Linked DNA regions of Mus musculus: region 1 is linked to region 2. The links are chromatin loops, found by intact Hi-C in ENCODE. Cell type or tissue: left cerebral cortex. All regions are shown on one strand. Each heading gives the region's core, and the rest is flanking DNA. Links, peaks and the distances in the headings are about the cores only.

Evidence for each region. A loop is a pair of places that touch in the nucleus more often than their neighbours do. Peaks named below come from ENCODE experiments on the same cell type or tissue, not always from the same donor. Only the 100,000 strongest peaks of a DNase experiment are listed, where the experiment ranks them.
Region 1: it touches region 2 in a loop (2.2-fold over the local background); 2 of 42 quality-filtered maps call a loop at or near these places.

The regions. Positions count from the first base shown.
Region 1 is chr17:7,168,415-7,171,316 of GRCm38, forward strand. Rps6ka2 (ribosomal protein S6 kinase, polypeptide 2) reads left to right here and starts at 1,701. Exons shown (of 21, transcript NM_011299.4): 1 at 1,701-2,029. The coding sequence starts at 1,931. In left cerebral cortex, for the core only: no CTCF peak of the experiment used is centred there; DNase peaks (open chromatin) are centred at 1,533 and 2,470; H3K4me3 peaks cover 1,913 bases; H3K27ac peaks cover 1,603 bases.
Region 2 is chr17:7,243,696-7,246,597 of GRCm38, forward strand. All of the region lies in intron 3 of Rps6ka2 (ribosomal protein S6 kinase, polypeptide 2), which reads left to right. Among named protein-coding and RNA genes, the nearest start is that of Rps6ka2, 75 kb to the left of the region's middle. In left cerebral cortex, for the core only: a CTCF peak has its summit at 1,745 (motif pointing left); a DNase peak (open chromatin) is centred at 1,703.

The DNA.
Region 1 (2,902 bases), core at 261-2,760, 75 kb before region 2:
AGCTTCATATCCAGTGTTTTGGAGACTTTCTGCTCTCCAGATTTTCTTACTTAATTGCAAGCAATTTCAGAAGGGGTGAGCTTCTGAACCTAGTTAACTCAGGGGGTCCCCAAGTCTAGAAAAAGAGCCAAGATCAGCTTCCTGGGGGGGGTGATAGCAGAGTGATCAGGGAGACCACTAACGAATGTGAGCCAGAGGTCTCTGCCCTCAGCTCTCCAAGACCTTGCCAATTCAGGAGTCTTAGGAACCAATTCTCCATAGGAGTTTATGATTAGGTACTCTAATTGCTAAAGTCTCCTTGAAAAAGGACCAGGCCTTGCCCTCAGGCAGTGTAAAATAATAAACATTCCAAGAGTAGCCAAGAAGGTTTGCTTAGAGGACCCGATCTTAGCCCATTCTCCTGATTTCATCCTTAGAAGGCACCTCTGGGAGCTAAGACATCACGGGGAGAGATGCTGAGGTCAAGTCACAAGTCACAAGCCAGTGTACACTGTCTCTACTGAAGCTGCAAACCCTTACACTGCATGCAGCCTATCTCTGGAGCCCCACACCAGAGGGATAGCAGTTCCTAAAAGCCCGCTCTAGATGGGACTGACTCCTGCTCCAGGTGAAATTAGCCCTTTGATGTTTTATGTGACGTGGGTTTCCCAGCATGTTGGATCTTTTGATTCCTGTGTCCTTTATGACTACCACCAGTCTGGGTGGGAAAGTGTTGAGAACTGCCCGGTGGGCTGCATATCATGCAGGAGAGTGAATCTGTTTTCTCCAGTGGCCAAAGGAACTGGGCTTACCCTCAGCTCTTCTCTAATCTGCTTCTATTCTGCCACGGGGCATAAGACTTTATTAACCTCAGCCTTTCTTTTTGTGTGACTAGGAAGGATCATTTGGACTTAGGTTAAAGCAGGCTCTGATTGCTTCCTCAGACTGAGACTCAGGATGTTCCTGCTGCTGGCCCTGATAGTCATCTGTGAGGATAATTGTCTATAAATGGAGCCCGAGGTCACAGAGAGCGGATGTGAGCCTTTGTTCTCAGCTGCTGGCCCCGACCACGTGAGGCGTCCTCACCGAGAGGAGGAAGGCCGCTGACACTGCGAAGCAGGCGGGGTCCTCTCCCAATGATTCCCCAATAAGCAAGGAGTTGCAGGGACCAGCTGTAGGAGTGACCCGAGTGTAGTGCTTGTGGGCGCTTTTCTAGCATGCTAGGTCATTAAAGTTTTGCTTTGCAGAGAAATTCAAAATGCTAAGCGTGGAGTCCAAGTGGACAGAGGTGTTCGGAGAAGAACACAACAGCTCGGACAGAAGAGGCAGGGAGACAGGACAAGAGCAGCGTGCCTCAGGAGCGACTGATTAAGCTCACAACGGGCGTGGGCGCTGATTGGCGGCCGTGGCAGTGGGCAGGGCGATACTGCACCCCACTGTTCTCTGAGGGCAGGAGTTGTAGGAGAGGGAGGAGTAGGCAACGGCGCTGATTGGAGGCGTTCACGGGGACAACGCCCCTGGGCAGGATGGCTGGTGATAATTGGAGAGTACGGTGGTGGGCGGGGTGAGGGTGGGGCTGTCCGGAGTAGGTTTTCCGACTAAAGGGGAAAAGAGCTCTGGCTGCGGGCACTGATTGGTGGGTGGGCGTGTAGGCGTGGCGCAGCGTCGCACTCTGGTTGGTCGGAACGACGCTGGGTGTAGTCTATGGGCGGGGCAGGTTGCCGGGAGCTGGTACTCCTGGCCGGAGGCAAAGGCGCCGCGGGAGTGATCCAGGGACCCGGGCCCGGTGGCCGGTGCGGCCTGCCCTTTGTGCTTGCAGCCCGCATCCGCGCCGAGGGCCGCCGCGTCGGGCTCCCCGGCGCGCGTGCCCGCCAGCGCGCTGCCTAGCCTGGGATGTGCCGGGGATGCGCGCCCGCCGGCCCTGCGGCTCCTGGCAGCTGGGCGCGGGGCGATGGAGCTGAGCATGAAGAAGTTCACGGTGCGCAGGTTCTTCTCCGTGTACCTGCGCAAGAAGTCGCGCTCCAAGAGCTCCAGTCTGAGTCGCCTCGAGGTAAAGGCCCTCCCCGGGAGCGCGCAGGATGCGGGTCCCCGCTGCGCCTGGAGTGGGCATGTAGAGCCTCAGGGCGTGCGGCTACAGTCCAGTGCATCATCACCCCAGACCGGAGCCAGCTGTGGGAAGTTATTTGAAAACTGGTCCAGTTGTCATGAAAATCTATCAAATCGACTCCAAATGTTAGCACTTCATAACAACTGCAGAGAGCGAGTCCTTGCTGCGATTGAAGTTAACCTCAGTGAATTTCTTTCTAGTGCCCCTGTGTGCACAGGATTCGGGGTCACTCCTAGAGAGAGGCTTTAGAGGAGGGGTGCGGTCGGTGCAGCTGGGTTGCCGCGTGGTGTGGGAGTGCTTTGGGAGGCTACATGAGTCCTAAGTTTTGTAGCCTCTGGCGCCTGCCCGTTTTACCTTGAGTCTGGTACTGTGTGGATCAGGGTATTTGAGATCAGTGTAGAGTTGACCAAAGCAACTCAAGAGGGCTCTGTGCATTTTGGTGTTCCTAGGTGGTGGAGTGCCTGACGCAATTCCCCCGCAGCCCAGGCTTTGAGATAGATTGGCTCTGAAACCCGAGGGATGCCGGAAAATCTTGACCTTTGCAGGTCTCGCATCTTCCATGTCCAGTCGTCTGTGATTTTAACGGTGGCTTTCATTTCTGACTAACAACTAAACTATCCTCATCCCAGTGCTCAGACCACGTTGTTGATGAGTCCATAGAGAGCAAAACCGTGTGACCCGCTTTGCTAGTGAAGTGTGTAAGAGAAAGTTGACAACTAACCTAGAGATTTCATGGAACATTGATGTCCCTGCTTCAGTGCAGGCCCATATGGAATTGTGTGTGTGGTTAGAAAAAAATATCACAGATTTCATGTT
Region 2 (2,902 bases), core at 262-2,761:
CCACTCATTAGGGGATGGTCAAGGGGCATCCCTGCCTGGGAACACCCCCACCTCCCCGGAGCTACTTTGCTAAAGCCACCAGGGTTGTGGGAGAGAAGGAAGAGGGAAGAAGTTCCCAACACTGACCAGAGTGCGCAGCGGAACTTGAAGGAGCAGAGCAGAGACTCTATGGTTTTAGAGCCTTATTATAGAAATGCAGGGGAAAGAGAGAAGGTAGAAAGGAGAGAGAGAGAGAAGAGGAAAGGCTAGAGAGAAAAGGAGAGAGGAGAGGAAAGAAGAAGACAAAGAGAAAGGGAAGAGGAGAGAGAAGTGAGAGGTAAGAGGACAAAGGAATAAGAGAGCAAGGTGGGGGCTTAACAGCCCTGTTAATGGTCTTCACTGTAGCTAGGTAACTGGGGAGGAATTTAGCCTGAAGGTCAGAAGCTTGGGCCATTGCTTACGTTACTACTGACCATGCTTCTCTCGTGGGGGCTGTGGGAGGTGGTACCTTAGGCAGGGGCTGGAGTTCTAAGAGCATGAGGGAATGCCTACCATGTCATGTAGGTGAATTATGACCATTGGGGTTCAGACCTCAGCTCGAATGGAGACCAGCCTACAATTCCCCACATCCTTTCTTATTCGTCTCTCATGGTTGATTTTCTCCTGGGAGCCGTGGTCGGTGGAGAGACCCCCTCTGGAGTCTCCAGGGCACCATCAGGGAAGTTGGTGGGTTAAAGATACTCTCAACCTGGCATAAGCAGGAGCCCATGTTTTTATCTGCATCAAGGTAGGGTATTTCTCCAAGAGTGGGTAGGTGAAAGTTTTTAATTCAAAAAAATAGGCCTTGAAAGCTTGAAGGAAGGAAATGAGATCAAGTCCACCCTGGGCTATATATGTAAGAAAATAAAAGCATATCAAAACTTGTAAAAGTCATTGCAAAGGCATGGCAGAGGCACGGACGTCTCTGGTTTTACTTGCCCAGTCCTATTGCAGACCCCAGGAAGAGTGAGGTTTCAAAGGTTCTAATGATTCTTCATTCCCCCCGTGTCTGCTCTCACACTGGTGGGTGGTCTGGGACTGTCCAGTATGGGGCAGCGTGCTTCTCTCATGCTTCTGGATTGCTCTCCATCTTCTGTCATCCTTCCTGTTGCTCTCCACAATGGGGTGTGTCCTCTCTAAATCCTGGTACAGGACAGCAATACCCCTGAGGTCCCCATCAAGGGCCTCTGACATTCTATACTTCCCAAGTTGACCCCTGTACAGGACAGGGGCTTTACATCCGCATTGCTAGCAAAGCCGTAGCCCAGACTCCCACCAGTCTCAGCGTTTCACCCAGGGTGGCTGCAGGTGGCATCCTCCTGACAGCCCTATAGCTTCCCTTCAAGGTAATTTCTCAAAATCCAGGTTACGATAAGCGCTCACTTGTTGTGGGATGTTCCGTTCCTGGTCTCAGTTCTCTGGTCTGCCTCATGCTAGCTCAGTGTCTTCGGGGCTGAGCACCAGCCTCTCACAATTCCCACAGGCATTTCAATCAGGTCCAGCCATGGCTCTGTGCCATGGGTATGTCCTGCCTCCTTCCTGGATCTTATGTACTTCATGACAGCAAGCTGGCCCTGCCCACTACAGCCTCTCTGTGCTGCACCCAGGCTGCCCAGCACCTGTTGAGTCCTGGTCTGCAGCCTCTTGACATGCTGTTCTTGTAAGGTTCGTCGTCTTCTCTCCACTTTCCTCAGCACTTGCAGTTTCCCACTGCTGCCCTCTTCTGTGGATCTCTTTACCAGCCTCTTCTAGAAGGCTGAACTTCGGCTTCTCATGCTAAATGCTAGCACAGACGGCATGAAGAGATGGTGATGGAACAGCAGTGGGCAGGGAGGACGTGGAGGGAGAAAGTGGGAGGGAGACACATTCATGACCCTGGTCCTGTAGGCATGTGTGTCTGTGGAGCTGTGTATCAGTGCTCCTCTCCCACAGCAAAAACATCACAAGAAGTACGCTCTACCGGCAATATCCTGCTTAGGTCCCTTCCCTCTTCTGACTCACGTCCATGCCTCCCAAAGAGCCACCCCTCAACCACCAAGAGTCACGCCTGGCATTGCAGTGACTGTCCATGCATGGGCCGAGTTACTCTCTTAGAGAGCTGGCCGGAGGGCACTGTTTTCCTTCTCAATCAGTGGAACATAATTTCCTCCTGAGAAGAAAATGCATGCTCGCTTCAGGGTGAGAACGCTGACTTCCAGGACTATGAGTTAGGTCTAAATCACAGGTGGAAAACCATGTCATATTCCACTTTGTTATCACCACATCATCCTTGGGGAAGGATTTCTTTAATAACACTTTAAATGTACATTGCCATTCTAAATATCGATGAGCAATGTAATATGATGCACCTGTCACTGTGGTCATTCTAGATATTCAGTCATTCCTCCGAGAGGCCAAGTGGGTGCTGTCTCCTGGGTATACCAGTTAGCCTGTAGGGTCTTAGCATTGCTGTAGTGGTTGTCAGCCTCTATTTTTGTTCATTTGTTTTGCCTCAAAACTAATGAAGTCTGTATTCCAGATGGCTGAATGTGAATGTCATAAAATACATACTGAAAAGAATGTCATAATACAACACACACACACACACAAGTTGAAAGACCCAAGGCTGAGGAAAATAAGAGCTTGAAATGGCAGGAGCGGTGATAAGCATGGAATGAAGGCCAGAGACACTACAGGATGATAGGACACTAAAGCCTGTGAGAAAGGGTCCTTATTCTTAAGGCACAGCAGTAGATTCTCCTACAAGGAAAGTGTCATGGTGTCTACAATACACTTTCATGTTTCTGGTAAGCAGAAAAAGAGCTGGAAACAAGGAGGCCAATGTGTCAAAATGTATGTGCTCCTTAGAGCCAGTGCAGGAGGAGAGCGGCCGTTATATTACCTC